Linked DNA regions of Homo sapiens: region 1 is linked to region 2. Evidence: chromatin loops called from intact Hi-C (ENCODE). Cell type or tissue: PC-3. All regions are shown on one strand. Links, peaks and the distances in the headings refer to the core of each region. The heading gives the core; the rest is flanking DNA. Region 1 overlaps SMARCC1 (SWI/SNF related BAF chromatin remodeling complex subunit C1). Region 2 holds the start of HIGD2AP2 (HIGD2A pseudogene 2).

What was found. A loop is a pair of places that touch in the nucleus more often than their neighbours do. Peaks named below come from ENCODE experiments on the same cell type or tissue, not always from the same donor. Only the 100,000 strongest peaks of a DNase experiment are listed, where the experiment ranks them.
Region 1: a loop joins it to region 2, with 2.9 times the contacts of the local background. A loop is called at or near these places in 3 of 110 quality-filtered maps.

Annotation. Positions count from the first base shown.
Region 1 is chr3:47,606,100-47,621,329 of GRCh38, forward strand. It overlaps SMARCC1 (SWI/SNF related BAF chromatin remodeling complex subunit C1), which reads right to left. Exons shown (of 28, transcript NM_003074.4): 26 at 3,967-4,228. It overlaps LOC124906234 (a long non-coding RNA gene), which reads left to right. Exons shown (of 3, transcript XR_007095902.1): 3 at 8,201-8,276. Among named protein-coding and RNA genes, the nearest start is that of CSPG5, 35 kb to the left of the region's middle. In PC-3, for the core only: no CTCF peak of the experiment used is centred there; a DNase peak (open chromatin) is centred at 6,292.
Region 2 is chr3:47,657,551-47,672,780 of GRCh38, forward strand. It overlaps SMARCC1 (SWI/SNF related BAF chromatin remodeling complex subunit C1), which reads right to left. Exons shown (of 28, transcript NM_003074.4): 19 at 13,108-13,167; 20 at 4,784-5,042; 21 at 3,744-3,905. It overlaps HIGD2AP2 (HIGD2A pseudogene 2), which reads left to right and starts at 5,170. Exons shown (of 2, transcript XM_047449430.1): 1 at 5,170-5,201; 2 at 6,063-6,384. The coding sequence starts at 5,170. The coding sequence ends at 6,384. SNORD146 (small nucleolar RNA, C/D box 146) reads right to left here and starts at 4,144; the gene lies at 4,015-4,144. RefSeq lists a silencer at 11,030-11,233. In PC-3, for the core only: a CTCF peak has its summit at 7,166 (motif pointing left); no DNase peak of the experiment used is centred there; H3K27ac peaks cover 54 bases.

The DNA of each region.
Region 1 (15,230 bases), core at 3,563-8,562, 52 kb before region 2:
TAAAAAAAAAACCTCTCATCATGCACTGCACTCAATAATTCTTTCCTTTACAAATTCACTTTAGAAAAGCCTATTTTTGTGAGAAAGTAAAAAGATTAAAATGACCTATTTCTCTTCCAAAGACTATTTTTATGAACTCTAGTTTGCGGAACTGCTTCACTAGAATAGCTGTATCTGAATCTGCTATAAATCCCCTTAGTCTTCCGTCACGGGAGGCAGCACTGTGGCACTGGCCTCACTTTGGAATCAGATGGAGCTCAGTGTGAATCCTGGCTCTACCATGCAGCAAAGCTATGCGGCCTTGCCATGCATCAGTTCTTCAACTGTAAGGTGAGAATGAGAAATAAGTGAAACAATGTGGGTGAGGGGCATGGCATACAAACACCCATTATCATCAAAATCTCATTTAGGGAAGAAAGTAGACGCACCTCTCTGCCCATCTTTTACAAAGTAAATGCAGATGCTAGCACTCCTTAGATGTTCTGTGAGCAGTTAATGTGAATATGATGCTTTAGCACCATCAAGAGCCAAATACCAAGTAGCTACAGTAAACTTCCTCTTAAAAGTTTATCCCAGTATTTCAGAAACTGAATTTTTATTTATTTATTTATTTTTCAGAGACAGGGTCTCACTCTGTTGCCCAGGCTGGAGTGTAACGGTGCAGTGTCACAATCACAGCTCACTTGCAATCTCAAACTCCTGGGCTCAAGTGATCCTCCAGCCTCAGCCTCCTGAGTAGCTAGGACTACAGGTATGCAGTACCACCACACCTGGCTACTTTTTTTTTTTTTTTTTGGTAGAGACAGCTTCTCTCTATATTGCCCAGGCTGGTCTCAAACTCCTGGGTTCAAGCGATCCTCAAGTCTTGGCCTCGCAAAGTGCTGGGATTAATGGTGTGAGCCACCAAGCCTGGCCTAGGAATTTAATTTTTAAATAACTATTGTTCTTGAAAAATTACTTTGAGATGTGAACTCTTAAGCATTTGTATCTTTTGAAAGCTTAACTCTGGAGAAAATCTGATTCCATACAAAGAATTTAAGATCCACTCAAGTAGACAGAAATAAGACTGAGAAAGAATGCACCTTGTTGTGAGCAGGGTAAACTTCTAAGGCTATCTCCACAAATGTCATTTAGAGTGGCAAGTCTGACGATGGTAGTAATTCTTATGATTGCAAATTAATCCTGTGAGTGTGTGTAAACGAAAGCTTCCCAAAGTAAACTTAGCCCTGTTTTTCGGTAAAGTCAATAAAAACTACTAAAACTACAGCCTAAAATATATTTTGGGTTGTGAATAAGTGTGTTGATAATACCGTGACTTGGACAGAGAATTTGCATCCCATCCCCAAAAGCACAAACTTTGGCTCTAAGCACTTGGTATATTACTGTGGATAAGCAAACTATAAAAATCTTACAAGATGACTTTCACTAGACTAACATAAAACACAGCACACACCCATATATATTGCCCTCTAAGAAGAGAAGGAATGTGGGGTTTGGGGGGTGAACTGGAATTAAAAGTACATCTTAGGTTTTAATGATGCTGGCAGTTAAGCTTGAAGGAACTATGAGTTCAACTTCCAAAGTAGTTAAAATTTAGTAAACAATAGCCAACTCGAAACAGTTCTCACAAGCTACAAATGGGACAATTTTAGCATCAAAAAAAGCCAGGCACAGTGGAACGTGCCTATAATCCAGCTACTTCAGAAGCTGAGGCAGGGGGATTGCTTGAGCCCAGGAATTTGGGTCCAGTCTGGGCAACTCAGTGAGACCCAACCTCTTTTAAGAAGCAACAAGAAACACAAATAGTATCTATGATAGACTGAAACACACAAAATATTAAAAAATTTATAATTTTACAATATTAAAAATATACACAAAAAAACCCTTTGCTGGTCACCTTTGGTTACTGAGGGGCAGCAACTCATTATACAGATAACCAATAGAGGGAAAATATGAAGCATTTATCCAGGCTTTCCTATAAGAACTGATTTTCAGGGTAACTAACTGAGACACAGTCTCGCTCTGTCACCCAGGCTGGAGTGCAATGGCACAATCTTGGCTCACTGCAACCTCCGCCTCCTAGGTTCAAGCAATACCCATGCCTCAGCCTCCTGAGTAGATGGGACTGCAGATGTGCACCATTACACCTGGCTAATTTTTGTATTTTCAGTAGACACAGGGTTTTGCCATTTTGGCCAAGCTGGTCTCGAACTCCTGACTCAGGTGATCCGCCCGCCTCGGCCTCCCAAAGTGCTGGAATTACAGGCATGAACCATTGCGCCCGGCCTAAAATAGCTAATTTAAGAAGCAATTCTGAACGCTCAATTCTAAAACAATTTAGTCGAATGGGGATTTTTATAATGGATGATCCGACTGACAACACCAGAACTACTGATCAATCTTAATTACCACAAAAAGAAAAACTGACACTACAAGAATGCCTGACCTCATAAGTGAATCTTGTCTGGGTGTGGTAGAGCTCATGCCTGTAATCCCAGCACTTTGGAAGGTCGAGGCGGAAGGATTGCTTGAGCCCAGAAGTTCAAGATCAGCCTGGGCTACAAGGCGAAACCCTATCTTTATAAAAACAAAACCAAAAATTAGCCAGGTGTGGTGGCATGCACCTGTAGTCACAGCTACACAGGAGGCTGAGATGGGAGGATTGATTGAGCCTGGGAGGTTGAGGCTGCAGTGAGCCATGATCATGTCACTGCACTCCAGCCTAGACAACAGAGCGAGACAGTGTCTTTAAAAAAAAAAAAAAAAAAAAAAAAAGTGTGAATTTGAACCTGAGCAATCCTCTGGTTTATAGGAAATGTGTGTTTGTGTGGGGGGGTTAGAAGGACATATGACATGACACTATGCACCTCTGGTGTACAATCAGGCACAGCCACATTGTGGAAAAACCCTGGTTTCTTCAACACATAAATGGCACAAAAAAGGGAAGGTGAATTATTACATAGATTTTTAAGAGACATGTCAACAAATGTGTGAATCTTAACTGAATACTGATTCAAACAAACTAAGCACTCAAAAGATATTTAACAAATGATATTAGGAATTATGATTACTTTTGTTTGATGGTGATGATAGTTATGTAAAGAATAAGACTCCCGGCCAGGCGCAGTGGCTCACGCCTATAATCCCAGCACTTTGGGAGGCTGAGGTGGGCGGATCACGAGGTCAGGAGATCGAGACCATCCTGGCGAACACGGTGAAACCCCGTCTCTACTAAAAATACAAAAAAATTAGCCAGGCATGGTGGTGGGCGCCTGTAGTCCCAGCTACTCGGGAGGCTGAGGCAGGAGAATGGCATGAACCCAGGAGGCGGAGCTTGCAGTGAGCCAAGATCGCGCCACTGCACTCCAGCCTGGGCGACAGAGCGAGACTCCGTCTCAAAAAAAAAAAAAAGACTCCCACTGGTTAGAGATACATTTGAAGTCTATCTCATTTCCCAAAGTGAGGAGGAAAAGATAAAAACAGACTCTAAAATGTTGATAATTTTGAAGCTGTCCAATAGGTACATGGGGGATTATCATACTATTCTCTCTACTTTATCTGTGTTTGAAGATTTCCGTAACAAAAAGTAAAAGTGGCAGAAAGATGATGGTTGTTGAAACCAGGTCATGGGAGTTTGCTGTGTTGTGTGTATTTATCTTTGAAAATGTCTATAATTTTTTTTACGGTATCAATAATCCAAGATAAATTCTGAATGAACTCTGAGATATTACTGTCCAATCAGAGGCTGACCTACTCAACAAAAAGGCATCATACCAAGAGAAAAAGAACATGGAAGGCTTCATGTGGCGATAACCCTAAATCTCACATGCCTACAATTTTCTAGATGACAATGAAAATTTTGAGCAGTCTTCATCAGAAAACACCAACTGTGTGGTTGGCCCCAATGATGCTCTGTGCCTCTGTAGTGACCATAAGCTTTTTCCAAGAGCAGGGCCTTCCTCTTACCTGGCTGGGGTGGATGAGGTGGTGGCATCTGGTGGTGCATCAGAGGGTAGGGAGGGGGCTGTTGATGAGGCATCATGCCAGGGTGCCCTGCTGCTCCAAGTGGGGCCAGGCCAGGTCCTCCTGAGTGCTGGTGTGCCTGTTGAGGGTTCTGGCCATGCTGCTGCTGTTCCATTTGCTGTCGTGCTCGTAATTCAGCATACTTCAGCTGTTCCATGTGGAAGTTTTGGCGTTCAGTAAGCAACTGCTGCCTCTGTTGTTCTAGCTGTAAGCAAAGGAAGTGGAAGAGAAATGACACCAGAAGAGGCTTTCAGGATTGGATAACACAAAGGACAACTACATAATGCCTGAATTACCTCTATCCCATCACACTGACATCACCACCTCACTTCCTGCACCTTCTACAGTGAGAACAAAGGCATTATTTCTTGAGTAGCATATTTCCATTTGGACATCTGTTACCATGGTCAAAGTCTTCTCCATGTTGAGTCTAAGTCTTTCCTTGCAATCTTCCCGCAGTAGGGCTACTGCTCTTTGGGCTCACTTGGACACATGTAATCCCCTCTATGTTTGGCAGGCCTTTAGATATCTAAAAATACTTTCTATGGCTGTCTGAGTCTTCCCCAGGTAAAACGAGCCTCTCTTGTCCTTGTAATAGTTCCTCAGATGTTAACATTTCAAGTTCACCCAACCTTCCTATGTGCTCTCTTTTGGATGTGATACTCTCATGGTTACTGTCTATTTTAGAACATAACACCAGAGTTAAATTACTCTGCATGAGTTGACGTGGCCTTAGCTGCAAAGATATGCATTTCTCTATGTGGAACTTTGGCAGTGCCACTGCAAATCTTAGCTTTCAAGTACCCAAAATTATACTTGGTGACACATTCACGGAATATTTTAGTTGCCTATAAAAAAATTTGCATGAATCTTAGTTTAACGACTACAAGCATTTCAATATTCAAGATAATCTTTCTGGCACCCAAATGAGAATAAAGAGAAATACAGTATTATATGTTTAGTTCAGAGAATGAAGCCTATCCTAAATTAATTTAATTCAGGGATGATAAAGAAAATCAACCTGAACATGCAGGAAAATGAAAATCCAGATCTCTGAAAGTAGTATAAAAATCATAAGCATAAGGAGGGTTAATAAACCCACTTCTTTTCAATAACATCTCCATCCCATCATTTTGATAGAAAAATCTAAGTCACTGGGAATCATTTTCTAGTGCTGTGTTGTCCAATACAGCAGTTAGAAGCCACACACAGCTACTGAGCACTTGAAGTGTGGCTAACATGAAATGAGATGTGCTGTTGGTGATGCACAGTAAAATTTGAAGACTTAATATGAAAAATTGTTCATATAAATTACATATAGAAACAATGTATATATGTAGGTTTTACATATACTGGATTATGTAAAACATCATTTCACCTGTTTTTAATTTGGCTACTAGAAAATTTTAGTTATATATATGGCTCACATATTTCTGTCCAATAGCACTATTCTGAGGCATTTAATAGGTTAGGGAAGTATAACATTTTTGCTTTTGGGGGCAGCAAGTTCTGTGGATAAACACTACACACTATTATTTGCAAAAACTAGATGGAATAAGCATGAGAATTAGCCTAAAAATCTGGGCCTTTGGCAGAGGGCCGACTGGGGAAAATCCCTGTGAAATTGAGTGAGAAGCATCACTGGTTATAGGAGTAGCAACTGGGGTATTTCCATGGACAGATGGGGTGTGGGAAGACAGGCCATGAACACAGTATGAAGAAAAGATGCATGAGCAGGCTAAGAGGAGAACAAATAAAGAGAGTAAACGGTATAGCTTATGTCCTGGATTTTGGTAACTGGCTTGTAGACTTTCCTTAGGGAGAGGGAGATTTTCTGAAACAAAACATTTTGAGAGAGGTTGAGGGTTACCAGGAACAAGCAAGACAGGGTTCTACCATGGTCCTAATAGTCTAGTGTGGGCTCTTCATTTTCTGGGAAAGGTAATCTGAAGAGGGTAAAGCCTAGCCTGGTTCAGTTTCCTGTGTGCATGATGAGAAGGGAGATGTAATATGTAAACAGCAAGAGAATCTTCTGGAAGTCCAGTTCTGCAGGAAGACTAATCAGATTAGTAAGTAAGAGGCAAAATGACTGTAAAAGGTGGGGTGGGAAATCTAAATATTCTGGCTACAGATCCTTGGTTTTGCTTTCTTCTAATCATTCTTTCTAGGAATTTAGGACTCTGAATTTGCTTAAGAGGTGGCCAGAAAACATCCTCTTATCTGTTTTTGTTGAGTGACTACTGGTCTGAACAGCTTGGCTGTAGTCCTACTGTTATGTAAGAACTATGGAATTTAGGTCAAGATATGCTTTATAAGGAAGCTGAACTGCTACTGGAGGGAGCAGTGACTCTAAAAGGAAATTCTGGTCTCTGCATTACCTAGCTGAATTTTGGGTTCTGCTTTTAACCAAACTAGCCTTTCTTTGAGGGCTTACCTTAGTATCAAGGTATTAACCTTGGAAAGAAAAAAAGAATCTACTAATAAGAGGATGAGAGGGCCAAGCTGGGAAGAAAAATTTGCCCAATTTTCCTTGCCTACAACATGAGCTAGCCTGTATTATCCTCTTTATTTTCTGAGTTTCATCTGTCATTTTAAAACTTAGAAGGTAATTTAAAAAAAGTAATTAGAAGAATTAGAAAGGATAAGTGATTAAACACATACATAAACCTGAAAGAGAACCCAGTTTAAACCAAAAGTTCCAATGTGGGGCCAAACATGTCCTATGAGTTGAGAGCAATGCCCAAATAACAGGCTACCAGTTGGCTCCATAAGGGCCATCTCTGTTCTGCGGCAGATGCAGCAGAGCTTGCCACCATGTACTGGCCTCGTCATGCAAATAAAATAACTTTTCTTGTTCTAGATACCTTATTTTTATTAAATCAAGTTGAAGACTGCATTCACTTTTGTGGCAATCAGAAAGAATGTTAACTAGGAATTTCTGAGAGAAAATTGCCAGTACTGGTCATATTTTAAATGCACTTAACCAATGACCCAGTGATTAGGCATCTGGAAATCTGTCCTAGAATACTGTATGTATGCATGTGTAAGGATGGTCATCAAGGCATTCTTTTTGATGTTCAGTTACATAAGATAACCTGAATGGGGGAAAAAACAAGTTGCAATAAAAATATTTATAAGATAATCCAAGTATATAAAAATGACTTTGTGATCATGTATAAACACATTTAAAATGTTCTGAAAGATACAAACTATTAACAGTGATCATCCATAGAAATGAAACTGGAAGTAGGAGAACTTTTCTCTTTTTTTTTTTTTTTTGAGACGGAGTCTTGCTCTGTCGCCCAGGCTAGAGTGCAGTGGTCGCCTTCCGGGTTCAAGCAATTCTCCTCCCTCAGCCTCCCAAGTAGCTGGGATTACAGGTGCCCACTACCACGCCCAGCTAATTTTTGTATTTTTAGTAGAGATGGGGTTTCACCATGTTGGCCAGACTGGTCTTGAACTCCTGACCTCAGGTGATCCGCCCGCCTCAGCCTCCTAAAGTGCACAGGCATGAGCCACTGCTCCTGGCCAGAACTTTTTATTTATGATTTGAAAATTTAAAATATCACACACATATGTTTAATAACAAAAAAATAGGCTCCAGCGAACCCAGTTTTTCATACAAGGCTGCCTATGGCCCTGCTCTGAAGACACATCCTGAGCCCCCACTTCCCCTGCTTTCAAAAACCCTGCCTTCCTCTCCCTCTTCACTGTGTATGTATAAAGCAGCCGTATCCAAGCGAAATCTAACACAACAGAGCACTTTTCAACACCAAGACACCAAACGCAGACACAGCTGCAAGTGCAGCTGAAGTTCACACAAAGCTCTTCTCCCTTCTATTTGCATAAAGCAGGGAGGGGGGTGGGAAAGAGTAAAAGACAGTGAGGGCCACAAAAATCTATCTGCAATGCCAAGGACTGAAATATCAGCTGAGACTTGAAGCCTCAGAGCTAAAGTAAATAATCACACCTTCCTTTTCAATGCTTTGTATCAGTGATGAGAAATTCACTGAAAAAACCCCAAATCCAAAACAGACATATCCATCCCTTTTTATACCTGAGGTAAAAGAAAACAATATAATTGCATTTTGCTACTTCCATGTGTACTTCTGGTAGCAGAAATCCAAAAAGGGAGCCTGCATCATTATTGTGACTTGTCATTTTATCTTTGTTGCAGTGTGCTTGCTTCTTGAGGCCACAAGTCTTTCTGCTTCAGAACTGAACCTGCTACTGGGTATGGCTTTCTAATCTCAAATAAAACTACCTTTAATGTAATAGCAAATGTTGAACAATAGATTCAATTGTATGACAGGCAGCACAGAAGATGAATTACTACAACTACACAGAAAACAAAGTTAAATATAATTACTCTGGGACACTATGAAATTCTTTTTTGCTGTTCTTTCTTCCTCAGTTTGTCATAAAATATAACAAATTTTTCTAAACTTACTATTTGTGAGGATAGCCCATTATCTCTATCTTGAAATTCCACCCAGAACTTCACCATTTCTCTTCACTTCCACGGCTGACACCCTGGTCCAAGCCACCATATCTCACGTGCATTAACCTAACAGCCTCCACACCAAGTCTCCCTGATTCTGACCTTGCTGCCTTATAATTTACTCTCTCTAACACAGTAGACAGAGTGATCCCTGATAAACTGTAAGGAAGATCACTTCAGTCCTCAACTCAAGGTCCCGCAATTATTTCACATTTCAGAGTAAAGCAAAAAGGCCTCTGGACTGCTTTCAAGAATTTCTGTGATTTGGTCACCATGATCTCTTTGACTTTATGCTCCTAACTCCCTTGACTCATTTATGCTCCAGCCCACCCACCTACTCCCTTGTCTCTGAACATGTCAGTCATACTCCTGCCTCAGGGCCTCTGCACTGGCTGTTTCCAGCACCTAGAAGTGCTTGCCCATCAACTGTCAAGTTTCTCAATAAGGCCTAATCTGATGACACCACTCAAAACAGAAATCCCTTCCCTGCCACTCCTAATCCCCCCGACTCAGCCCATAACATACACACAAAGCTTGTATGTATACCTATATATATGCAGCATATAATACCTTATTACTTATAAAACTTCCTTAATTCACTCATGGTTTCTAATTATTTGAAATCCACCAAGGCAGAGATCTTTGTTGGGTTTTATCTACCACTGTATCCTCAGTAGCTGTATGCCTGGAGGACAGCAGATGCTCAGTGAGTATTTGGCAAATGAACAAATAAATCATTTTATCTACCACAAAAACTATCAAGGCAGGCTGACCCTCCAGTCTCCTAAGCAATCATTCTTTTCATATTTCAAGAGCTGGGCCTTTCTTACAAATCATTATCAATCCTCCTCCTCCAGGAATCTTACCTTGATAATCTGAGCTGACCATGACCTCCCCTTTCTCTGAATTTTCATAGCCCCATCATCTCATAGTATTTGGTTTCTTTGAGTCAATGTCTCATCCATCCTTTAACTTCCTTAAGTACAGGGTCTGGGTTTCTCACAGTTCCGAGTTCCCTAATAGTCCCTCTTTTCTGAAGGTACACAATTTCTTTCTTTTCTTTTCTTTTCTTTTTTTAAGACAGAGTTTTGCTCTTATTGCCCAGCCTAGAGTGCAATGGCGCCATCACGGCTCACTGCAACCTCTGCCTCCTGGGTTCAAGTGATTCTCCTGCTTCAGCCTCCTGAATAGCTGGAATTACAGGTGCCCACCACCACGCCCGCCTAATTTTTGTATTTTTAGTAGAGACGGGGTTTCACAATGTTGGCCAGGCTGGTCTCGAACTCCTGACATCAGGTGATCCACCTGCCTCATCCTCCCAAAGTGCTGGGATTACAGGCGTGAGCCACAGCACCCAGCCTCTGAAGGTATAAAATTTCTATACCTAGCCAAATGAACTTCAGAGAGACAGACAACATTTAGTCCAAAAGCTATAAATGGAATCAGCTCATAGATCCATTCTCAATGGCCTCAAAGTGTCTTTTAAAAAAACATTCAAATGTAAACGGCTTATGTGGGGCCCAGGCCCTTCAATTCTCTCCAGGTAATTTAGTCTACAACACAACCCATGTCTGAAACCTGCTCTGTTGACGGCTGTGTGCTTCTGCCTAGCATCAAAAGCTACTCAGTCTACAGACACAATGAGTGGTAGACCCACTGGCAGCTCAACACCCTCCCCTGAACTGGAATGCTTTTCTCATGTCAATTCCCTGATATACTCTGTAACTTCCATAACTGCCTTTCCTTTAATATTAATGCTTTAAAATATGAGGGAGCTGGAATAGCTACTAATTATAGCTGAGTTCATGATACCCATAACAAATTCGATTTTTTTTTTTTGAGACAGAGTTTCGCTATTGTCACCCAGGCTGGAGTACAATGGCATGATCTCTGCACGCTGCAACCTCTGCCTACCGGGTTCAAGTGGTTCTCCTGCCTCAGCCTCCCAAGTAGCTGGGATTACAGGCGCCCACCATCACGCCCAGCTAATTTTTGTATTTTTAGTAGAGACGGGGTTTCACCATGTTGGCCAGGCTGGTCTCAAACCCCTGACTTCAGGTGATCCTCCCGCCTTGGCCTCCCAAAGTGCTGGGATTACAGGTATGAGCCACCATGCCTGGCCCTGAAATTTTTATATGATTACATTTAATTACAATTACTTAAGACTAAAAAGAACATCTGGCTTTAAGTCATTAGAGGGAAAAAAAAAGCTTTATATTTGATTTTGAGTCTTAATTTCTGAAACCTATTGCTATTTAAACCAAACCAAACGTTCTATTTAAAAAAATGTTATCCTAAAGCTACTGCTTACTAGGTTAAGATGAGCAAGAGTGCAATCTAAAATGAACTGAGGCAGTGGGGGAGGTGGAGAGTTGGGTGCCTCTACTCCTAGCTGATCTATTCACTATCTGGAGTATCAACTTTATTGATTCATAATAGGATGACAGAAGCTGCATATATATCTGAGTCCCTAGGTTAAAATGAAATAGCAAAAGCTCATTTCTTTATAAATTACGAAGTACTAGATAAATACAAAGAGCTGAACAAACAGGTTTGAGATCTGGCTCTGTCATTTCTGACCCATGTGATCTGAGGTACACAACCTACCAGGTTCAAGCTCCAGTCTGGAATGTAAGAAGGGCTAACAAAGAAGTGGCTTATGCTGTCATCCAACATCACTGCTGGATTCTTGAATAAGGGGATTCAAAGCAAACATTACTTTCTTGCTTATGGCTTCCTCACATAGTTTGCCAGGAAATAAAGTGAGTAAATCCATTTAAAGTGCTTTGGCATAGTAACTGACCCAATAAATGCTCACAAAGCCAACAATGGCTTATGAATCTTAAGAATTTTGTACATATTTGTTGATTACTGGTTTGCATAACGGGAGGCATATATTTACCAAACACTTACTATGTATGTGCTAGACACTGTGCCAGGCATATGCCATACTTCTCTCAATTTTCACAAGAATTCTGTGTGGAAATCATCAGTAGAAAAACATTCATAGCTTTGCTTCCCACAGGGAAGGATAGGATGCTAGTGCTAGAGTGAGAAAGAGGTTATGTCTTAATTATACACAAAATGAGCGGGTGGCATTTTGAAGTTCAAATGACACATTTTGGTTGGTAAGAGAACAGGTCTCCAAGCTGGTTGCCAACGATCCTGCTTTCTAATATTTATACATTCCCACTGAAAACTATTCACCTAACCCAGATCCAAAGTTGGTCTGTGACCAACAGGATGTGGCAGAAGGGATGTGACTCGTATGTTTACATTATAAAGAACATTATAGCTCCCATTTTGTGTGCTTTTTCATACTCTTACTTTTTTAAATCACTTACTCAGAAACCATGGCAATTTATAACTAATACAATTGGATTATTGACATTCATTCAGTAGGGGTAGGGACTGTCTCATACAAAGAATTTTCCTGCCACAAACAGCTGACACCAAATGCTGATTAAGAAAATAACAGTCCACCATGGAAGAATTCAAGCAGAGCAGCGTTGTGTATTGGGATGGAGTCCGGAGAGTATTTTCCCAACATTTTCAGCTGTGTTGTTTTATTCAGAAAATATTTATGAAATATTGTGTGTGATCTGATTAGAAAGTAACATTTTTTAAAAGTCAAAAAGCTGGACACAGCAGCTCATGCCTGTAATCCAAACCCCTTGGGAGGAGAAGGTAGGAGGACTGCTTGAGGCAAGGAGTTTGAGACCAGCCTGGGCAACATGGCAAGATCTTGTCAATATTTAAAAAAAAAAAAAAAATTAGCTGGGCACAGTGCCTCATGCCTGTAGTCTCAGCTGCTTGGGGAGGCTGAGGAGGGAGGATCACTTGAGCCCCAGGAGTTTGTGGCTGCAGTGAGCTATGACTGCACCACTGCACTCCAGCCTGGGCAACAGAGTGAGCCCTGTCCTCCCAGAAAAAAGTCAAAAGAGAAAAAATAGTGAAGTTATATAATTTAAGTAGTTATTTAAAAAATAGACATCACACAAGGAAACTTCTGCAGGGCTGAGAGAAGAGGAGCGGTTATACACTGCCCCTTGGTGTCTGGGGGCCAGTAGACAGAAGTGGAAAGGGGATGCGAACTCTGCTATTCTTAGGGGACAGACAACAGATCCATCAGAAGGTTTAAAAAACCGGGGGACCTGCAGGTTCATTCTTTGAAGAGAAAGCAATTTAGTGCTGAGGAAAGAGCTCCTTGCCAAACTAGATATATTCTGTAAGCGCTCAGGGTTGACTCAATATTCAAGGCTAATGGATCAGTTATGCTTTGCAAATGACAGCAAGATGTCTTACTGCCAGTGGGATCTACCCAACCATCATTTGAATCCCGCATATGCCAACAATCCACTCCACTATATTATAGCCCCCTATTACTCCAGGCCCTCTAAGAAAATCTGTAAAATGTCAAAAGGGAAGCTTATTAGGGAAAAATAAACACAAAGACTCATCCCCTAAAGCTCCGCCTGTAGGACGTTTTCTCTGATAACTTCTCCCTCTCCCCATCTCCTGGGAACTCCTCCTTTCTGTTCCCATAGCAGCATCTGTACAACTGCTGTACTATACAAACATACTGTATTGTCGTTATTTGTTGACTGTTTCCCCCATTAAACTAAGTCTCAAAGGGTGGATTATCCTTTCCACTTTCCCAACTACGGCAACAATGCTGGCACGCACTCATTTAAGTAAGGGCCTGTGATGTGCTACTTCTGTGTTAACAAAGACATCTGATTAAGTCCCTGCCCTCAAAAAGTATATACTCTGGTACAGAAATGCGAACCCATGAACTGGTGATTACAGTGCAATTAAGCGCTCTGTGAGGCTGCCACTGCAGTAAATGTGAAGGCCATGCCACCCACAGCTGAGGACTGCAGGAGGTAGGCAAAAAGTGGGGCAAAGGGCCTTCTTGGCCAGAGAAGCAGGATGCAAACAGGTGGCAAAGAGAGTAAGGCTGTGAAGAAGCCTGCATTTGGTCCAGCATACACAGAGGGTGACAGAGATGAAACCCAGGTCTCATGAGCTCCCGGGGCAGGAGACAATCAATGGTGTGAGAGATGCTTACAGAGACATAAGCTCAATGACAGATGTACAGCATGGAGTGAGAAGCACAGTAAGTCCCTGACTAGGCTGCTTCCTAATCAGGGAACTGAGGGTGGGGTGGTATAGAGTTGGGGTAGGAGAGCTACTGAAGCAGCCTCTTCCTACTTTTGGGGCCAGCTGGTCTTAGGACAAAATGGATATGGGCTATGGTGACAGGTACTGGGCTACTCATCATGAGGAGTTCAACAGAGGACTTGCTTGGACTGGCCACTAAGAAACACTTTAAATAATGCAAGAAGATACTTAGGCAAATGTAAATCCTAAAATGATCAGTATTCTGGAATAATTTCTTTTTAAAGTTCTACCATTTGGAGTCAGAATCTCTCATGTAGATAAAAAAGTCAAAATCGTCAGAGGTAAAAAGTCCTAACTAAATGCTCAAATTTAGCCCATGCTTAGGGAGTCACTAATTCTTTATCTAGTCAACTCATTACAAAAATTTATTTTTGGCCAGGTGCGGTGGCTCACGCCTGTAATCCTACCACTTTGGGAGGCTGAGGCAGGCAGACTGCCTGAACTCAGGAGTTCGAGACCAGCCCAGGCAACACAGTGAAACCCTGTCTCTACAAAAAAACAAAAAATTAGCTGGGCGTGGTGGCGCACGCCTGTAATCCCAGCTACTCGGGAGACTGAGGCAGGAGAATGGCTTGAACCTGGGAGGTGGAGGTTGTGGTGAGCCGAGATCATGCCACTGCACTCCAGCCTGGGTGACAGAGTAAGACTCCGTTTTCAGGAAAAAAAAAAAAAAATTTGTTTTTGTTTTTTTTCCACTAAGAGCTTACTTAATCTCTTTTTCTCCAGAACTTCTCCCAAGATAACCAAATGTTTCTCTGCTTCTAAATTTCTTACTTTTTATGACTTCCACTCTCACTTTTGGCCCTTTTCATAATTCTCTTGGTCCCGTTTGGCCCATGACCTTATGTCAAAAGTTTCTGCTCCAGGGAATGCTACGTACAAGACTCAGGATGGGCCTACTTCCAGCTACCATTCAGTATAGGAGAGGGAAGAGAAGTGTGAGAAAGCCCAAGGATGGATCTGAGGGAGGATAACAGAAAACTAGGTTCCTAACTCAAGATGAGATTAAGTTCTCCTTTCTAGTATTTATTTTGAAGAAGTCAGGGAATCAAGAAAATCTCTGAACACTTATATAACTGCTGATAAGACTGTACATTAGTTCAGCCCCTGTGAAAAGCAGTTTGGAGGTTTCTCAAAGAAACAAAAATATAACTAATATTCAACCCAGTAATCCCATTACTGGGTATATACCCAAAAGAAAATAAATTGTTCGGCCGGGCATGGTGGCTCACGCCTGTAATCCCAGCCCTTCAGGAGGCTGAGGTGGGCAGATCATGAGGTCAAGAGATAGGGACCATCCTGGCCAACATGGTGAAACCCCGTCTCTACTAAAAACACAAAAATTAGCTGGGCGTGGTGGCGTGCGCCTGTAGTCCCAGCTACTTGGGAGGCTGAGGCAGGGGCATCGCTTGAACCTAGGAGGCAGAGGTTGCAGTGAGCTGAGACTGTGCCACTGCACTCCAGCCTGGCAACAGGGCGAGACTCCGTCTCAAAAAAAAAAAAAAAAAAAAGAAAAGAAATC
Region 2 (15,230 bases), core at 4,252-9,251:
ACTTTGGGAGGCCAAGGCAGGTGGATCACCTGAGGTCAGGAGTTCCGAGATGAGCCTGGCCAACATAGTGAAACCCCATCTCTACTTAAAAACACACACACACACCAACAAAAATAAGCCAGGAGTGGTGGCGGGTGCCTGTAATCCAGGTACTCGGGAGGCTGAGGCAAGAGAATGGCTTGAACCTGGGAGGCAGAGGTTGCAGTAAGCCAAGATCACACCACTGCACTTCAGCCTAGGCAACAACAGAGAAACTCTGTCTCAAAAAAAAAAGAAATTACAAAGTACTTGAGAAGAATGGAAACATAAATAAATACAGCAAAACTTATAGAATGTCGCAAAAGCAGTGCTGAGGGAAATTTATACAGCTGTAAACACCTACATTACTAAATAAGATCTCAAATAACATACTCTACCTTAAAACAACCAGGAAAAAAGCAAATTTAACCCAAAGCAAGCAGAAGGAAAAAATGACGATTAGAGTGGAGAGAAATTATAGAACAGAAAAACAGAGAATCAATGAAACAAAAAAGCTGGTTCTTTGAAGAGACAAAATTGACAAGCCTTTATCTTGTCTGACTTTAAAACAAGAAAAGCAAGTGGATGAAATTACTATAATCAGTAATGAAAATGAGGACATTACTATCAACAGTTATGAGAGAACACTGTGAACTTAAAAAAATAGCTTTGAGATATAATTCACATACTATAGAATTCACCCATTTATTGAGATGTAATTCACATAATATAAAATTCACCCATTGAAGGAGTACAAGTCAATTAAATTAAGTATATCAACAGATACGTGCAACCATCCCCATGGTAAAACTTAAAACATTTTCGTTACTTCAAAGAGATATCCTTTTGCTATCAACCCCCAATCCTCCATTCCGCTTATGCAGAGCAACCATTAATCTACTTTGTTTTTATAGATTTCCCTCTTCAGGACATTTCTTATAAATGCAATCATATAATATATTGGCTATTTTCACTGGCTTTTCACTTACCAAATGTTTCAAAATTCATCCATCATGTGGCAAATGTAAACACTTCATTCCTTTTTACAGCCAAGTAATATTCCATTGTATGGATATACCACATTTTGCTTATCACATATCAGATGATGGACATTCCAGTTGTTTCCCCTTTTTGTTGTTATAAATTTTTTGCCAACAAATTAGATAATCTACATGAAACGAATAAATTCCTATAAGACACAAACTACCAAAACTGACTCATTAAGAAATGTTTAAATCTTGGTAGAATTATAACAAGAGACAGAATGAGGGCTAGGCACGGTGGCTTACACCTGTAATCCCAACACTTTGGCAGACCGAGGCGGGTGGATCACAAGGTCAGGAGTTCGAGACCAACCTGGCCAACACAGTGAAACCCCATCTCTACTAAAAACACAAAAATTAGCCGGGTGTTGTGGCACAAGCCTGTAGTCCCAGCTACTCCAGGGGCTGAGCAGGGAGAATTGCTTGAACCCAGGAGGCGGAGGCTGCAGTGAGCTGAGACCACACCATTGCACTCCAGCCTGGGTGACAGAGTGAGACTCTGTCTCAAAAAAAAAAAAAAAAAATGAGAGAGAGAGACAGAATCAGTAATCAAGAAAGTAAGAAAAGTCCAGGACACGATGGCTTTACCAGTGAATATTACCAAACACTTAAAGAATTAACTCCAATGCTCCTCAAACTTTTCTAAAAATAAAAATAAATAAATAAAAAATAAAAAAAAAAGAAAAAAAAAAGAACAATTCCTAACTTATTCTTTGAGGCTGGTTATTACCGTAATACCAAAACTAGATAAAGATATCATAGGAAAAGAAAACTATAAACAATATATGAATACAGATGCAAAAATCTTCAACAAAAGACTAGCAAACCAAATCTGATAGCATGTTAAATGGATTATTTACAAAGGCCATGTCGGATTTATCAAAATAAAAACCAAAAAACAAAAAGGGAGGGTGGTTCAACATGTGAGAATCAATTACAGAATAAACTAAAACTTTGGACTGTGGTTGATGATGATGTGTTAAAGTAGGTTTATCAACTATAACAAATGTACCACCCTGGTATTGATCGTGGGGAAAACTGTGCATGTAGGGGTAGTCAGGCAGTATACAGAAACTCTGTAATGTCTACTGAATTTTGCTATGAACCTAAAACTGCTCTAAGACATAAAGTCTACTAAGAAAAAAAAAAGGGGGGGGGGGCAAGAATCTGAGTAGGTATTTCCCAAGGCAGACATAAAAATGGCCAATAAACACATGATATTCAAGATGATTAGTCATCAATGCAAATACAAACCCCAACATCAAACCACTAGATTGGCTATTACAGGTAAAAATGGAAAATAAGTATTGACAAGGACATGAAAAACTTAGAAATGTTATACATTACGGGTAAGAACATAAAATGGTATAGCCACTATGAAAAACAGGCTGGCAGTTTCTCAAAAAGGTAAACAAAATTACCATATAACTCAGCAATTCTACCCCTAGGTATACACCCAACCAAAAGAAGTGAAAATCCTTAGTTCACAAAAAAGCTTGTATATAAGTACTCATAGCAGCATTTTTCATAGTAGTATAAAAGTGGAAACAATAGGCCAGGTGCGGTGGCTCATGCTTATAATCCCAGCACTTTGGGAGGCCGAGGCGGGCAGATCACGAGGTCAGGAGATCGAGACCATCCTGGCCAACATGGTGAAACCCTGTCTCTACTAAAAATACAAAAAATTAGCTGGGCGTGGTGGCAGGCGCCTGTAGTCCCAGCTACTCGGGAGGCTGAAGCAGGAAAATGGCGTGAACCAGGGAGGCAGAGCTTGCAGTGAGCTGAGATCGCGCCACTGCACTCCAGCCTGGGCGACAGAGCAAGACTCTGTCTAAAAAAAAAAAAAAAAAAAAAAAAAGTGGAAACAATAAAAATGTCCATGAACTGACAAATAAATATAATTGGGTATATCCACACAAAGAAATAATCAGCACTGACAAGAATGAGATACTGATGCATGCTACAGCATGGAAGAACCTTGAAAACATTATGCTAAGTCAAAGAAGCAGACACAAAGGCCACATATTATATGATTCTGTTTATATTAAATGTCCAGAATAGGCAAACCCATAGAGACAGAAAGCAGATTGTTAGTGGGTACCACAGCTGAAGAGCAAAAGGAATGGGGAGTGACCACTTAATAAGTATGTGACTTCCTATTGGGATGAGGAAAATGTTCTGGAATTAGATAGTGGTGATAGACACACAGCATTGTAAATATAGCAGAAGCTACTAGGTTATATACTTTTAAGCAGTTAAAATGAGGAATTTTATGTTACAGGAATTTTTCCTCAGCTAAAAAAACCCCCAAAACAATGAATTTAAACCCACTCAGCAACATATAAATTAACATAATCATAAGTCCTTTCAATATTCTTTTTTTCACCTACAGTTCCATGCATCTTTCAGTATTCTTGTATCTGTCTATTCAAAACCTGGATCTACAAACAGCAACCAGATAATTCACAACTGTAATACCATTAACAGTTACAAGATAATTTTTTAGTTCTAGCTACCAAAAGAAACAGACAAGAGAAAAAAAATCATGTACTAATCTTAAAAGACAAGTTTATACTGATCATTGTACTCACTTTTTAGTGCAAGTAAACCCAATTATTTGAGTAAACTGACAGGAATACAAACATATATTAACCCTGTCCCTTAAAAGCAGCAGTGACTCACCAAGCTTCTCTGGCTCATCGGGCCCTGTGCCTGCAATGCAGCTGCTCTCCAGACCGTAGGTGGGATCCACTTTCCCAGAGGCTCGTGCTGCTTCTTGTACTTTCTTGACATGAGCTTCAACCAATTCCAGTGGTACCTCCTCCCGGACCCGAGAAAACTCCTCTGGTTCAAGAATAAAAATGGAACAGCAATCTAACTTTGCACAAAAATTTGCTTCAGTGTAAAACCACCACCAGGAAACCCAACACAGTATTATTGTCTTAGGTGTAGCAACCTCTTCAGGCTCTCAGTCCCTCTATACCAGAAAAATGAGAGGACTAAATGAGACAAAAAATAGTAATAATAATGAAATTCTATGGTTCTACATTTTCTCCTACACATCACAGAGCCTTGAAATAAGAGATCTTTCAACTTATGCCAGTAATAATCAAAACTGCTGTCCATATTTTAACTGCTTACTAGATTAATAAGTCAAAAAAACAAAAACAGCAAGGATTAAACATCCATAAAACCAAGAAAGAGTTCTATGATGTGACAAAGTTCTAGTTACAATTAATGTGTAACCCATGAATATTAAATGACTTCCTTTGCTAGTTACACCAAATTCTAAATTAATCACAAAATACACAATAAAAAACCTCTGTCCCTCCAATTCCTAAAGCTCTTAATTTTAAGGTGCATTACTTAAAAATTTTGTAATACTTTTTTTTTTTTTTTGAGACGGAGTCTTGCTCTATTGCCCAGGGGATGGAGTGCAGTGGCACGATCTCGGCTCACTGCAACCTCTGCCTCCTGGGTTCAAGCGATTCTCCTGCCTCAGCCTCCCAAGTAGCTGGGACTATAGGCATGTGCCACCACACCCAGCTAATTTGGTGTCCAGCCAAATATTGTAATACTTTTATAAAGAATATGGTATCTTTCACAGGTAATATCTGATTTTTGTTATTTACATTAAAAGAAATGAATGTAACGGCTGGTAATATTTAAATTGGGATAAACTGAGTTTTTCTGTTGAGGAGATGGTTTAGGGAAGTCCATACCCAAAGCCGCTTTTGCTGCAGCAGATGCCACGCGAGGGTCCACCACAGATGCCAAAAAAGCAACAGTACTCATAACTGGATTTCCTGACTGACTGAAGGGGACAGGCTGGTAGGCCAAAGGCCCAAGGGAAGCATCTGAATTCTCAAGGTATGGGTCCTCAATGGGAAGTCTCAAAAAGTGGAGGATGCATTCATCCTGAGTACGACTTCCAACATGTTCCGACACTTTGTTCCAATCATCCTTGTACATCTCCAGGGCCTAAGACAGAAAAAACAGATGCTTTCATGTCAGGTAACAAGAAAGTAATGTGTAATATTAGAAGTTCTTTAGATAGCTTTTTTAAAAAAAATTAATGCAAATATTTATGCATAAATAGAAAGATTTGATGGTTTCCTTAGATTATTTTCAATCAGGCAAGTAAAATAAATAAAAGACATGCATACTGTAAAGAAAGTAGTCCAGGCACGGTGGCTCACGCGTATAATCTCAGCACTTTGGGAGGCAGAGGTGGGCAGATCACCTGAGGTCAGGAGTTCGAGAGCAGCCTGGCCAATAACATGGTGAAACCCCATCTCTACTAAAAATACAAAAATTAGCTGGGCATGGTGGTGCGTGCCTGTAATCCCAGCTACTCAGGAGACTGAGGCACCAGAATCGCTTGAACCTGGGAGGCAGAAGTTGCAGTGAGCCGAGATTGTGCCACTGCATTCCAGCCTAGGCGGCAAGAGTGATAGAAAGAAAGAAAAGAAGAAACAAAAGAAAAGAGGGAGGGAGGGAGGGAGGGAAGGAAGGGAGGGAGGGAGGGAGGAAGGAAAGGAGGGAAGGGAGGGTAGGGGAGAGGAGGGGAGAGGGGAGGGGAGGGGTGGGGAGGGGAGGGGAGGAAGGAAGGAAGGAAGGAAGGAAGGAAGGAAGGAAGGAAGGAAGGAAGGAAGGGCTTTTTTACTAATACATACAGACATGACTGTTTATGTAGAAAATTCTAAGGAAGCTATAAAAAAAAGTACTAAAACTGAATAGCTGAGCAAAGTCACAGGATAGAAGGGCAATAGAGAAACTGAACTATATTTCCATACATAATAGCAATGAACAATTTTAAATAGGAAGAAAAAAGTATTTAAAATAACATAAAAGCTGGGTGTAGTGGCACACATCTGTACTCCCAGCTACTCAGGGGGCTGAGGCGAGAGGATCTCTTGAGCCCAGGGGTTCAAGGCCAGCCTGACAAACACAGCAAGACCCTGTCTTAGGTCGCGATTTTCTCCTGCTGCTGTGGCCCAGACATGGCGACTCCGGCCCTGTGATTCCAGAGGTCCCCTTTGAACCATCGAAGCCCCCAGTCATTGAGGGGCTTAGCCCCACTGTTTACAGGAATCCAGAGAGTTTCAAGGAAAAGTTCCTTCACAAGACCCACGAGAACCCGGTGGTACCCATAGGTTGCCTGGCCACGGCGGCCGCCCTCACCTACAGCCTCTATTCCTTCCACCGGGGCAACAGCCAGCGCTCTCAGCTCATGATGTGCACCTGGATCGCCGCCCAGGGTTTCACGGTCACAGCCATCTTGCTGGGTCTAGCTGTCACCGCTATGAAGTCTCAACCCTGAGCCCAGGGTCTGGCTTTGAAAGCTCCGCAGAAATGATTCCAAAACCCAGGAGCAAGCACTGGCCCTACCATGGGACTTACTCCCTCCTCTCCTTTGAGAGGCCCATGCGTCGTTGGGGGAGGAAGTGACCCTTTGCGTAACTGTAACTGAAAGTTTTTTCAAAAATCCTAGTTTCTGTTGTTTGAATGTTACATACTTCTATTTGTGCCACATCTCCCCTCCACTCCCCTGCTTAATAAACTCTAAAAAAAAAAAAAAAAAGACCCTGTCTTAAATAGCATAATGAGATACTTAGGAGGAATAAACATAATAAAGAATGTATAAGAGCAACAGACTAGAATGAGTAAAACATGAGAGAACTCAAAGACCCAAATAAAGGAAGAGATATATTGTGTTCATTCATTAGAAGTCTCAGTATTAAGATGTCAGTTCTTTCCAAGTTGAACTACAGATTCAATACAATTCCAGTCAAACTCCAAGTAGGCTTCTTTTTAGTAGAAATTGATAAACTGATTCTAAAATTTATAAACTACATACATTTCTAGTTTTATAATTTATTATTTTTTCAGAGAAAATCCTGAAAGAAACCAACAAAAAGAGTAAAAGGAGTCTCCGAGGGAAAAACGGATAGAACAGTAGAAAGAAAACCACAACTATGTGGTGCTAAGAATGTTGAGGAATTAATTGGATAAAAAGAATTTATTTAGTGGCATACTGAAGTTGCTACTCTCACACCATTCTCTCCAGGACCATGGTTCTCAATGAAGGGTAATTTTTGCCCCCTTGAGGACACTGGCAATGTCTGCAGACATTTTTGGTTGACCCAACTGGAGAAGTGCTGCTGGTATCTAACAGCAAGGAGGGGCCATGTATGCTGTAAAACATATATGAACCCTCCACCCCAACAACAAAAAAATCTGGCCCAAATGTCAATATTGAATGCTCCAACTGAAAAACCTTGCATTAGAGCCTAATTTGCTGCTCTACACTGTGAGATTGAGCTTTCTATAACAATAGTTGTCTCCATGTTTACTTTTTCAGTTAATTATTTTACTTCAAAGATTTTTTTTTCTTAATTTTTAGAGACATGTTCTCACTGTATTGCCCAGGATGGTCACGGACTTCTGAACTCAAGGAATCCTCCCGCCTCAGCCTCCCAAAGTGCTGAGATTACAGGTGTGAAACACTGCACCTGGACATCAATTAATTCTTAACTCTGGGTTCCAACTGCTGCTCAGGCTTTCATTTCTGCTGGAATGGTAGAGGACTTCTCAAAACCCAAGCCAGCAAATGGCCTGACACATTAAATCCCTTGAAAAACTAGGCTAATTCTGGGTTTCCTCTGGATATTCAGTAACCTCAGGTAGTTCGAGAAGGAATTACTTTTTGAAAGATCCAGATTGTAAGAAAAAAGAAAAATAAATCTCACTCGGGTCCACGGAAGTAGAAATATATCTACTGGGGCTGTATTATGTTTCTAATTATAAATAGGGATTTTCTAGACATGCTCTATCATGCCCTTTTCCAATGAAATTTTTAATTAAAAAATATTTTTTCATGTTCCTTTCGCCAGGGAACAATAAGAAAGTTCATCAAGTTTTTTTCCAGAATAAAGGTGGAGTTGGGGAAACTTCTGAGATACAAAATCCAAGCAAGACTCAGCATCCAGAAGAGCACAGAGTTGAGAATCTGTAAATGTCTGAGCCTAGGAACTGATAATAATGCTAATAAGAGAGGCAAATTAAAGTGATGTTTTGAAAAGAGAATAATGCGGTGACACACTGGCCAGGAAGGAGGATGATTCAATGAAAGTTTTTAGTAAGTATCTTATAATGCTACAAAACAGCTTCATTCATCCTGCCATAACCCAGGTTCAGGTCTTCATCATTACTTAACCTGGATACACTCACTCACTCTCTTTTTTTTTTTTTTGTGAGACACGGTCTTGCTATGTTGCCCAAGCTGCTGTCCAATTCCTGGCCTCAAGCAATCCTTCCATCTCAGCCTCATAGATCGATTATTATAATTACCTTTCTATAGTAATTTCATCCTTCTCCACGCTGCTAGGGTGAAATATGTTTTACATAAAACACTCTTTCTCTCCTGCCTAAAACTATTTTATTATGTGTCATTATCTTATGAAATTAAGCCAAACATGATCAGGACACTGCCTACTTCTCCCGCCCTATTCCCTACTCTTCACGTTTCAACAATACACAGGCCCCACTGATCTATTCCTACTAGGTATTGTGCCTATGAACCATTTGTTCTGCACTGGAAACATCATGTTTTAGGACCAACACAGCTATACCATTCCCAGAAGCCTGTTCATTATGTCTTATCTACCTGGCTTGTTTGCAAAGCAACTCCTCTGTACAGCTCTTGTGCTCTGGACATACCTCTAATCATAAAGCTGGGAATTCCGCATTCAAGCTTTGTGTTTTATCTTTCTCTGTCACTTAAGCAGACTATGAATTCCTTAAAGGTACAGATTGTGTTCTACAGATCTCTACCTGCAGTGTCTGTCAGTGTCCAAAACACAATACCTAATAAAGTTTACTGAACTCAAACCACAGGAAACTGAACTAAACCAAGAAATAAATCTGACTTTGCTATGGCTCTCAAATGTAAAAAGGCAGACTGTTTTCCTAATTAAAAAAAAAAAAAAAAAAGGTTCTCTTAGCTAAACCAAGCTTGTCCAACCTGTGGCCTGCAGCCTACATGTGGCCCAGGATGGCGCTGAATGTGGCCCATACAAATTCATAAACTTTCTTAAAACACTATGATTTTTTGGGGGGATTTTTTTTTAAGCTCATCAGCTATTGTTAGTGTTAGTGTATTTTATGTGTGGCCCAATGTGGCCCAGGGAAGCCAAAGATTGGACATCTCTGTCCTTAAGAAAAGTTTTTTAATAGAAGATTTACTATGCATCTTAGTGTAGTTCAAAAGTACATAGAATGATATATTTCCTGGGTTTTGCATCAAGAAAAAGTATGTAAAGTGTATGCACACTGTGAGGAAATCTTTCATGTTGGTTACTGAATATCTTCTAATGCTATGTTTCCTATTATTTAGCTGGCATAAAAAATGAGAGAAACTCGGGCCAGGCACGGTGGCTCACGCCTGTAATCCCAGCACTTTGGGATGCTGAGGTGGGCCGATCACGAGGTCAGGAGATCGAGACCATCCTGGCTAACATGGTGAAACCTCGTCTCTACTAAAAACACAAAAAAATTAGCCGGGCATGGTGGCAGGCACCTGTAGTCCCAGCTACTTGGGAGGCCGAGGCAGGAGAATAGTGTGAACCCGGGAGGCGGAGCTTGCAGTGAGCCGAGATCACGCCACTGCACTCCAGCCTGGGCGACAGAGCGAGACTCCGTCTCAAAAAAAAAAAAAAAAGAGAGAGAGAGAAACTCTTACAGTGATAAATAAATGTTAATAAATTACAAGTTTTCTTTGCAGGCATAGCCTTTATGTCTATTAATTATCTAAGGGAAAATAAATAGCATGAGAAAGCAAAGCATACATGACAAACACTAGAGCTATCACGGGAGAATCAGTGAGCTCACAAATTCAAGTCTTGTCACTTTCAAGCCCAAGAATAATTATAAATGAACAGGAAGAATACTGCAATCAGTTGTGGACTTAAAAGAAATTGTGAAGGCCAAGCGCGGTGGCTTGTGCCTGTAATCCCAGCACTCTGGGAGGTTGAGGCGGGCAGATCACGAGGTCAAGAGATCGAGACCATCCTGGCCAACATGGTGAAACCCCGTGTCTTCTGAAAATACAAAAATTAGCTGGGCATGGTGGCGCGTGCCTGTAGTCCCAACTACTCGGGAGGCTGAGGCAGAAGAACTGCGTGAACCCAGGAGGCAGAGGTTGCAGTGAGCTGAGATCATGTCACTGCACTCCAGCCTGGTGACAGAGTGAGATTCCTTCTCAAAGAAAAAAGAAACTGTGAACCCAGTACAGTGGCTCACGTCTGTAATCTAAGTACTCTGGGAGGCTGAGGCAGGAGGATCACTAGAGACCAGGAGTTCAAGACCAGCATGGACAGCATAGCAAAACCCTGCCTCTATATTAAATAAATAAATATGTGCATATATATATAGATACGCATGTACATATATATTAACTTGAAAAAAAATTCTTTAGTCACTGTGGAATAGAGTGGCTCCATTATCTCTCTTTCATTCTGGTGCCCTGATTATATCAACAGAATTTCAAACTTCCATAAAGACTGTCATGGCCTTTTATAGCTACTTATTCTTGTTGTGCTGTTTTGTTTTTTTACCTCAAACTTTAGACTTTATAGGCCTACTCATTCTAATGACATATTTTCAAGTAGAAATTCCCCACACCTTTTTACAACTGAAGTCTTATTCAAACAGGCCATCATCATCTTGATCTTACAGAGTAATTTCTTTTTAAAACGTTAATATAAAACCTTACATTATCCTTCATTTCTACCGATTAAAGATTTTTCTTTTTCAAACTGCATTCCTTCATCTATCGTATACATTCCACTTTGACTATTTCCAAAATTGAAATGTTGCCTCCAATATTTACAATAAGATAACAAGGAAATGAACATAACCAGATATTAACCTTCAGCATTTACCCAAAAGCTGTGCTTTGATAAAAGACTTTATGAAACAAGGTCTTTTAAAAATCAAAGGGGTGTGCTCAAGAATACGATAAATATTTGGAATGCTGCCTGTGTGGTATATTTGTTTAATAAAATAGTATGCCAGCCTGAGCAACATGGTGAAACCCCATCTCTATTAAAAATACAAAAAAACTAGCCAGGCATGGTGGTGCACACCTGTAGTCCCAGCTACTCGAGAGGCTGAGCTGGGAGGATCGCCTGAGCTCGGGAAATTGAGGCTGCAGTGGACTGAGACTGCGCTACTGCACACTAGCATGGGGGAAGGGAGAAAAACCCTGTCTTAAAAAAAAAAAAAAGGTACGATGCTATTTTGAAAACAGCAAACCCCAATGAGTCTACCAGATTTATCGATTTATTAGAAAGAGACTATATTTGATTATAAATCCATTTAAAAATACTCATCTGACTTCATATTCTTAAGCTATTAAGTATCTCTAAATAAACTATATAAATCGAAGATGTTAGTGGTAAACACTGATGTGGAGAAGTCTTTTATTTCTCTTTGTGTTATTGCAAACAATTCCTGTTGACTGAATTGCAAGATTAAAAGAAAAATCAAACACTTCACAGATTCCACCTGAAGGAGAGAAAATGCACTGTTGTGTAATACTGTGGTTTTCTTGGATGTCTTTAGTGTCAACAGTAGCTCAGTCATTCTTACCTCACTTTTACTACCTACTAATCTTAAATGTGAAAAAGGAGAAAAGTTCCAGCATCAATGTGCAGCAGGAAAAAGAACAACTGTTGCTCCAGTCATTGTTATACAACTTACTTTCTCTCCAGAGCCCAAAGATTCCAAAATAGCAATACAAAAGTGTGTTTATAGTCACCCACAAGTACTGAAAACACGGTTCATTTTAATTAATATTAAAATCTAGTAGATATGGCTATACAAAATAGTCCTGAAATTGAAAGTGAGTCAGTCAGTACCATAGGAAAGATAGTTAAATAAATAAGTAAAAAGTGAGTCAGCAAAGCTCTCTGCGTATCACTGATACTGAATGGGCATATGAGAATATATTAAAATAGAGGCAAAAAAACACAAAACAAGGGATTGTTTTGATTTTGATCACAACAGAGAAAGATAAGGTTGGGGGGAGAACCAGAAAACAGCAAGAAAAAGTAAAAGAGGAATACAAAAAAGAAATGGAAATAGTTTGATGATGCACCAATGATACTTCTACAGTAATTACAACTATTGGAACAACCTGAAAAACCATCAAAGCAGTACAGCAACCAAAATGTCACCAAGTCCACTCTATGTGGTCTGGGAACCCAGAGGGCACCAGGCTCTTTTAGGAGGACTGCGATGTCAAACAATTTCCTTGATAATACTAAGACACTACTGCCTTTTTCATTATGTTGACATTTGCATTCATGGTGCAAAAGGAGCAGCGACATCTTAGGATAAATCCAGGCAATGACACCAATTGTCTTAGTAGTCACTTTATTTCTAATTGTCACACATTCACAACTTATTTTGTGATTAGGAATTAGCTTCACTTAAACATCCTCAATGAATCTATAAAAATTATCAATTTAATCATCTCAATACCTAACTACATGGAGACACAGAAAAGGATTTAAGTATCAACTATCAAAGCATGATGGCTGTTCTAAAGGAAAACACATTTGTGATTGAGTTTTGAGCTCCAGTGGACACTTTTTAAAACAGAATACTATAGGTGAGTTTAAAATGCTAGTCACAGGCCAGGCACAGTGGTTCATGCCAGAACTTTGGGAGGCCAAGGTGGGAGGATTGCTTGAGTCCAGGAGTTTGAGACCAGCCTGGACAACATGGTGAAAGCCCATTGCTACAAAAAATACAAAAATTAGCCAGGCATGGTGGCACACGCCCTTAGTCCCAGCTATTCAGGACTGAAGGTAAGAGGATCGCCTGAGCCTGGGAGGTAGAGGCTGCACTGAGCTACCATCAGGCCACTGCACTCCAGCCTGGGTGACACAGCGAGACCCTGCCTCTAAATAAAACAAAACAAAATAAAATGCTAGTCAAAGAATCTTAGCACACATCCCATATGCATTAATCTGCTTACCTCCAGGAGTAGAAGGGTCTCCTGTTCAGTCCATTCTCTTCCAGCACTAGCACCTTTACTCTAAGGAAACAAAATCAGAAATTATTTGCTCATTTTTAAATGCTGAAGATGGAGCTCAGTAGAATTCCTTTCCAAGCTCAGGGGACTGTGTTACGCAAACTATCATGGTAAGTCTTTGACTAACAGGAATAAAACACTTTAAGGAGCCTAAACTTCTATAAGAAATGCTGGCTTATTTCAAAGACTGGCCAGGCGTGGTAGCTCCTGCCTGTAATCTCAGCCCTTGGGAGGGCAAGGTGGGTGGATCACTTGAGGTCAGGAGTTCTAGACAAGCCTGGCCAACACGGTGAAACCCCATCTCTACTAAAAATACAAAAATTAGCCGAGAGTGGTGGTTCATGCCTATAGTCCCAGCTGCTCCAGTGACTGAGGCAAGAGAACCCAGGAGGCAGAGGTTGCAGTGAGCCAAGACCGCACCATTGCACTCCAGCCTGGGCAACAGAGCGAGACTATCTCAAAAAAAAAAAAAAAAAAAAAAAAACACACACAAAAACCAAAACCAAAAAAGACTTCCTGCTGTCAAACAAGGACCCATAACTATTTGGATATGTTATTTCTATTATTTTGATACTTAACAGTATCTTTGGCAAGCTAAAAAGGCATATTGTTTTACTGCATACCATAAATCAGCTGTAATATCACAAACATAGTACACATCTTGGTAATAACTTGAAGAGACTACTTCTTCCACGATTCAAGGATCAGATGTACTACACACGTAAAACACTGACAGGTTCTTGATTCCAACTGCAATAAGCCCATATTATCTCATTTTAAAACATTTCTCAATTATGAAAGAATCTCCAAGTGAGTCCCTAAACTCAAAATCACCTTTTCCATGTGAGTCCCTTATAGTTTATGATTCATGTGACGATGTGAGTATAACAGAAGTGAGACTGGCTTGTGTAAAAACTAAAATTTAATTGATTAATTCATACTTCTTTATCTGCAGACCCTGCTGCATTCACTCATCTTCAGGGGACTTGATTTGTAGTATAGCTGATACTATCATGCAGCTATAAACATTACTAATTCAAAATATACATTCTAACATATTTCCCTCTCTCAAAACTCTATTTTGAGAGATTACCATTTAATAAATAAACATTTCTACAATCTGTGATTTTCCTGTATATGTCAATAAAGTTTCTCAGTTTAGATAATTAAAACTCTCAGTGCATTAGTGCTACACACTGCATGAAAAAAATTACATTCTGTATGAAGGAAGAAAGAAAAAACAAAAATAAAACAACAACAAAATTAAACCCTGATTTGCTACATCTCTGGGGCATTCAATTCATAGCATTCTGACATACGCTGTTCACTTGCACAAAAAAAAATAATGCATCAAAAATAAGTAGTCTTTGAACTAAAGAATAAACAGTTGACCTAAGCATTGCAGAACTAAGAATTAAACTCCTACAGTATGGCTTTGTGAGAAAGAAAAGATGCCTGTATCTATAACGCAGAATATACAGCTCAGGTCCCCAAGGATTACTTTTCTTTTCTTTTTTTGAGATGGAGTCTCGCTCTGTTGCCCAGGCTGGAGTGCAGTGGCACGATCTTGGCTCACCGCAAGCTCCGCCTCCCGGGTTCACACCATTCTCCTGCCTCAGCCGCTGGGACTACAGGCGCCCGCCAACACGCCCGGCTAATTTTTTTGTATTTTTAGTAGAGACAGGGTTTCACCGTGTTAGCCAGGATGGTCTCGATCTCCTGACCTCGTGATCCGCATGCCTCGGCCTCCCAAAGTACTGAGATTACAGGTGTGAGCCACCGCGTCCAGCCCCGCAAGGATTACTTTAAGATAACCAAAGGTTCTTTTAAAAAACCAAAATCAGAGGTAATCACCAATCAGATTTGGAGCCCCAAGAAGAACAAAATTCATTAACATTTAATCTAAATTCTGAAGAAACAAAACCTGAGCAAATATAAGGAAGATCTCTACAACCTAGACACAGACATTTATAGGATAGGTCCTCAACAACCATTTCTCCACTTCTCAGCCACAAAGTGTAGAAAGAATTTTTTCTGCCCCACAGACTTAAGTCAATGTTTCTTCT